Linked DNA regions of Homo sapiens: region 1 is linked to region 2. A link is a contact called in ENCODE Hi-C or POLR2A ChIA-PET data. All regions are on one chromosome and are shown on one strand. The core of a region is the stretch at or near the end of the contact, and the rest is flanking DNA. Distances in the headings are between cores, read along the strand shown. Region 1 holds the start of CNBP (CCHC-type zinc finger nucleic acid binding protein). Region 2 has its middle 33 kb from the start of RPN1.

Evidence for each region. A loop is a pair of places that touch in the nucleus more often than their neighbours do. ChIA-PET counts read pairs that join two places held with the same protein, here RNA polymerase II (POLR2A). Pooled maps may share reads with other maps.
Region 1: a pooled map shows a loop between it and region 2 (9-fold over the local background). The contact joins the promoter of CNBP here to the enhancer-like site in region 2. A Hi-C loop is called at or near these places in 1 of 37 single-sample maps with no recorded cell type and 9 of 50 pooled maps. POLR2A ChIA-PET finds 5 or more read pairs at or near these places in 1 of 52 experiments (CD4-positive, alpha-beta T cell).

The regions. Positions count from the first base shown.
Region 1 is chr3:129,182,612-129,185,376 of GRCh38, reverse strand. CNBP (CCHC-type zinc finger nucleic acid binding protein) reads left to right here and starts at 1,481. Exons shown (of 5, transcript NM_003418.5): 1 at 1,481-1,601. LOC105374101 (a long non-coding RNA gene) reads right to left here and starts at 1,303. Exons shown (of 2, transcript XR_924469.3): 1 at 905-1,303. RefSeq lists an enhancer at 1,058-1,147.
Region 2 is chr3:128,615,988-128,619,118 of GRCh38, reverse strand. No RefSeq gene overlaps it. Among named protein-coding and RNA genes, the nearest start is that of RPN1, 33 kb to the left of the region's middle. RefSeq lists enhancers at 940-989, 705-1,216, 1,010-1,299. Within about 2 kb of position 1,403, at least 32 of the 41 ENCODE cell types and tissues checked have a DNase peak (open chromatin) inside an H3K27ac peak, as active enhancers do; they include CD4-positive, alpha-beta T cell, where a contact is called at or near this core.

The DNA of each region.
Region 1 (2,765 bases), core at 232-2,731, 570 kb before region 2:
CCAGTGCTTTGGGAGGACGATCACCACTTTGGGTGGGCGGATCACCTGAGGTCGGGAGTTTGAGACCAGCCTGACCAACATGGAGAAACCCCGCCTATACTAAAAATACAAAATTAGCCGGGCGTGGTGGCGCATGCCTATAATCCCAGCTACTGGGGAGGCTGAGGCAGGAGAATCACTTGAATCCAGGAGGCGGAGGTTGCAGTGAGCTGAGATCGTGCCATTGCACTCCAGCCTGGGCAACGGAGTGAGACTCCGTTCTCAAAAAAAAAAAAAAGTTTAAAATATCATTGGTCTTTAAAGTTATACATTCATTCTTTGATAATTGCTATGTTGAACGCAACCTCCTAACTGCTTTACAATGATTAAGCACTAATGATTTGAACCCAGGTTTAAAGTCTGACTCTCAACACATGTGCTCTGCCTTCTCACGAACATGATTTCAAAAATCATAGCCCCGGGATTTGGGATTGGTGGCTTATGCCTGTAAACCCAGCGACAGAGCAAGACCCTACTCTTAAAAAAAAAAAAAATTAAAGAAAAAAAGAAAAATAAATCATAGTGTTGAACTGGCAGGTTTCACTGAGACGAAACTTGGGACTCTTCCTTTTTTTTTGTTTCGAATAAAGCCATTCTAGAATGAGACAAAATTCTAAAATATTTTATAGTTAACAGTTTAAATTGGGTTTAATCTTGACAAGACTATCTAGGGCTATATACACAAATCTCTTTTGGAGAAAATACCACAACTAAACTGAAGTCTATTCCTGAATATGACAGACCAGGTCAAATGGTTATCCTTGCCCTCCCGGGGGATGTCACTCATAAACGTGCCAAAAGTCACAGTCTAGGCCCCATTACCTTACATGCTCATGACCTTCCCAGGGAGGCCCCTCGCCCTTACCAGGCACTTTCATCTTGGGAAGACACATCAGTCCTGGCGGAGAAAGCAGCAAGGCCTTTCCCCGGCTCACAAAAATTAATACAAATCTCAGAGGCTGCATCCCACAGCCGTGACCACCGTGACTTGGCATCCCCTTTTCTGCAAACTTAAATGTTATCTAGAAATCGGGCCTGGCTCTGAAAGCCAAGGGCCTGGCAGGAGCCCGAGAAAGGGGAGAAACTTTCTGCGGCCCCAAGCTAATGGCAGTCACTGCACCGAGACCCGTCCCCTGGCATCCCTTTGCTCCAGCTGGCCAAGACAGACCACCAAGGTCAGCCAGATTTCCACCCAGTCTGGCCGGGCCCGGACCCAGCTGGGAATGAACCGAGAAGCACCGGGACCCGGATCCCGGCGTGAAAGGCCGCGCGCGGGGCACGGCGGGAAAAGACGCTGCGCGCAGAAACACCCGCCCCGCGCCGCGCTCTAGTGGGCGGCCCTGCCGCGGGCGGCTCTGATTGGACTGCCGAACCCCGCGCGCTGATTGGCCGCGTGGGCGAGGCGGAGGAGAGCCGTGCGCAGCGGCGTATGTGGGGCCGTGTGCAGACCCGCGTGTGGCGCAGGCAAGGACCCTCAAAATAAACAGCCTCTACCTTGCGAGCCGTCTTCCCCAGGCCTGCGTCCGAGTCTCCGCCGCTGCGGGCCCGCTCCGACGCGGAAGGTGAGGGCTGGGGGAGGGGCCCGGCGCTGACGGAGCCGCAGTGCGGGTCGGGTCTGTGGCGGACAGAGAGGGTAGGGAGCGGCGAGGTGGCGATGGCGGCCGCACTTTGGCCTGCGCCTCTGCTGCGTCAGGCGGGAAGCTCGGCTGCTGCCGCCGCCTCGGACCCGGGTTTCTGGCGCACCGCTGTCGGACGACACTTCTGTCCTTTCTTCGTCCTGGAAAGCTGGGTCGCCGAGCATGCGGGTCTTTCGGCGCCACGGCCGCACCCCAGGCCGCAGGCTTAGGGCAGAGGAGGCCCGCCCGTGCGCCCTTGGGGCCGAGGCCCTGACGCTTCGAGGGTCGCGGAATGAGGGACCGAGGGTGGATTTGGCGGGAACTCACTGGAAGGAGTCCGTGTGGTGGGGAAAGGCTCCCGGCTGCGGATGAAGGGGGGATGGGGTGGGTATAGTCGTGCAGGCCATGTGCTGGGGTCGTGCGCCTGGCGGGCCATGTGCCAAGGGTTTTGGGGGCCTTAGAAAAGGGTTCTTAGGCCGGGCGCGGTGGCTCACGCCTGTAATCCCAGCACTTTGAGAGTCCCAGGCGGGCGGATCACGAGGTCAGGAGTTCGAGACCAGCCTGACCAATATGGTGAAAGTTGGTCTGTACTAAAAATAAAAAATTAGCCGGGCATGGTGGCGGGCGCATGTAGTCCCAGCAGCTCGGGAGGCTGGACAGGAGAATCGCGTGAACCCCGGAGGCCGAGGTTGTGGTGAGCCGAGATCGCGCCACTACACTCCAGCATGGGCAACAGAGAGAGACTCCGTCTTAAAAAAACAAACAAACAAACAAACAAACAACAACAAAGGGTTCCTGAAGAAGCCTTTGTGTTTGGAGTGGCGAGACTGCTGGAAGACTTGGGAGCTTTTAGAGTTTATACTCCCTATCCTTGATAGTTTTCCGATTCTTGAATTTTTATCGTCATTTAAATACTAAGTTGCTTGTGTTACATTACCATTCCAAAAGGGGCTGATGGGGCTCACATTCCAAGAGTTAACACTATTTAAGTTGCTGGGATCCTTTAAAAGCGCCATTACCAGAAAAAACACGAATTTGTCAAACCTCCAAAACCACAGCAGCGGGCGGTAGTCTGCATCATTTCTTGGATTAATGAAACAGATGTAATTA
Region 2 (3,131 bases), core at 154-2,653:
GGAGTGTCCCTGGGCAGGTGGATATTCAGGCCTGGAATTATAAGGTCTGGTGTGCAAGTGGTAAATGTGGGGCTGCCGGGCCTAGACATGGTTATGGAAAAGGTGAGAAGGAGGCTGTGGGAGGGGACAGTGCCTAGGAAGGGTATAGAATAAGAAGAGATCCAGAACTGAATATTAAGACGACAAAGTAATAGTGGCCACCTGGGTTGACAAAGACCAGGACTCTCCTTACCTGGGACGAGAAAGACCAGGACTGTGGTGTCATGAAGCCAAGTGGAAAAATGTTTCCAGGAGTGAACCATCTGAGGCTGAAGAGACCGAGCAGTGCCTTTTGGCTGTAGGAGTGGATCACTGAAGCCTTTTACCCATTGGTGACTTGAGAACTGTGTTGGTGTGGGGATGGGAATTGGACGGAAGTGAGACTTAACTTTGAGTCCTGACAAAGCATTTCGCAAACAGGCTGGGAAAGGGATGAGTGAGGGCCTTCAGGAGGCTGTGCTGCTTGAATGTTCTACTCTAAGGTTGGGGACACCAAGTGTGTTGAATGCCATTGGGAAAGATCCAGTTGAAAATGAGAAGTTGAACATAGGGATTAGGAGATTGTGCAGGGGGAAAATGGGGGATCCAAGGACAGTGGAAGGATGGGAGGAGCAAGAAGGAAGACCCTCCAGAGTCGTGCTCTGCAGTCGGATCCCTGGATGGAAATCCCAGGCCTGCCGCTCTCTGTGACCTCAGGCAAGTCTTTCCGTGCAAAATGGAGTAGGGCTGTTACCTGCTTCCTAGGATGGCTGTGTGGGTCACATGCTGTCATAATGCAAGGTGGCGTATAGCAAATGCTTGTTAAACAGCGACGGTCTCGCCGAGCTCTGGCCTGAGCCGGGGGCAGAGGGTTGGTCCTGTCCTGGGGGTTGGAAGCCGTGGAGGCCACGTTTAATCAGTGTTCACAGTGGTGTGCCCGTGGACCTGGCCTCACGCACGCCCGGCCTTGGGAGCCCCTGCGGGAGGGTGCATACCCTGACCTGCCCGAGAGGCGTCTGCCGCAGCCCCTGCTTCCCCTAGGGAACCCCCGGGCGGCTGTGCCTCACGGAGGGGCCCTGCTTTACCGCGGCTGCATACCACCTCGGGCCATTTGGTCAGCTGCTTCACCAGCTCTCTTCATCCTCTTACTCTCCCTGAATCTTTTTCTTCGTTTTTTGGAGCAGTCAGAAAGCTTGGCCGAAATCAAGATAACTCGCTGGGCCCGCGTGCAGATTGGTGGGCGCCCTCTGCTGGGCCGGCGGGCCTCTCGCAGGCCTGAGGAGCGAGCTGCGCCTGCGCCCTGGTGTCCCTTCGTAACACTGCGGCACGTCACGAGGCGGGCACCGGGGAGTATGGGCGAAATCGCAGGCGCAGACGGCGGGCTCGGGCTAGAAAAGTCGCGCATGCGTGGGGCTAATTTAAAGGCGGCGCGGCTCCAACAGAACCAAAGCCAATTCTCCGGCTGTGGCGCCACCTACGGGTGTGGGCTCGTAAACGGCCTCCTCTGGCCGGACTAGGACTGGGTCTGGGGTCGGCGGGCTCAGGACCACTGGGCTGCTGAGGGGCTTAGCCATGGGGACCTGGGCTCTCAGCTGCCCTGGAAAGCCACAGGGCTAGCTGGGCTGGCCAAGGCCGGTGGCTCCCCCAGCATCCTGTGGTGGGTGCATCCCTGGGCCCAGTGGGGCATCCGGTGCTGCCCTCCCCACCTACGGGCTTACATCCTTTGGTTGCTGGGACAGAGCGCCCTACGCCACGCGCAGCCCTGCGCTTCCCTGATCCTCGGTTTCCCCAGTAGTAAACAGGGCCTCAGTTTCCCCCTTGTAAATCTCAGGGAGGAGGTGAAGTGGGGCCCTAGGTGTAAAGCCAGGTTCAGGCTGGGCATCCCTTGGCGCAAGGTGACATGCCCCAGACACCTGACACCTCTCAGTCTCAGACCCAGCGTACTTTCTCTGTGGCCCTCATGTGGCCGTATAGGAGTGGCCCACCCACTCCCACTCCCATTCAGATCCCCAGGCCACAGTGCCTTTTGTCCAGCCTTGGCCAAGATGCCTGACCCTAGTGGCCTGGCCCTGGCTGCTTCCATGGCTGCAGCTTTGGGATGTCCCTGTAGTCATAGGTGGCCTCATGGCAGTCCCCCAGCCTTGAACCTGGACCCTGGCTCAGGGAGGGGAAAACACGGCTGAAGAAGGGCTGGGTGTCACTTTCTCTCTTCCATTTGTCTTGGAGGCTGTCATGGGAGAAAACCCCAAAGGACCCAGTGCGCCCTCACAGTTTCACCACAAGTATCCTGACCGGGCGTCTGGTGCCGAGCTGATAGTGCAGGCCCCGGCCGCAGCCCCGCCGGAAGCCCATGCTGCCAGCGGTTGGGGGCCGCAGGCTCAGACAGGAAATGCCCCCGAGTGTACCCCAGGGCCCTCTGCAAAGGCCTGATGCTTTGGATGAGGCCTGGCGCCATTTTGAAGCTGGGCCTGACTCTGGGACTCTGGCCTGGTTCTGGGGCTGGTGGCCTGGGATCTGGGGACTGCTTTGTCACCTGCCTGGGCAGGTGTGGGAGATGACAGGGAGGGAAGAGAGAACCTTCAAACTGGGCTAGACCTGAAGCGAAAGCTGAATGATGCAGCCTGTCCCCTACCATGGCCAACCCCTTCATGGTGCCCCCAGCCCAGCCCTTTAGGGTCTCAGCTTCCATCAGGCCCTTAGTTCCATATGTGGTGTGACAGGCCCAGGACTAAATGCAGGGGACACAGAAGGGAGCAGACAGCAGAAGTGCTGGGCATCAGGAAAGGCAAGTCAGAAGGTAGGGCCATCAGGAGGGTCCATCGCAGCATCTGAAGGATTTGCTTGTGGGGGTTGGTGGGGAGGGAGGAGCCCAGACTCCTTTTTTGACTTCCACTCAGGGGATAGAATCCAGAAAGATTTAAGACGAGTGTCTCAGTCTGTTAAGGCTGCTATAACAAAATACCATAGACTGGGTAGCTATAAATAGAAATTTGCTTCTTACAGTTCTGGAGGCTGGGAAGTCCAAGATCAAGGCACCGGCAGATTTGGTGTTGAGAGGTCCTGCTGCTTGGTTCAAAGATAGCACCTTCTCGTGTCCTCACATGGTGGCAGAG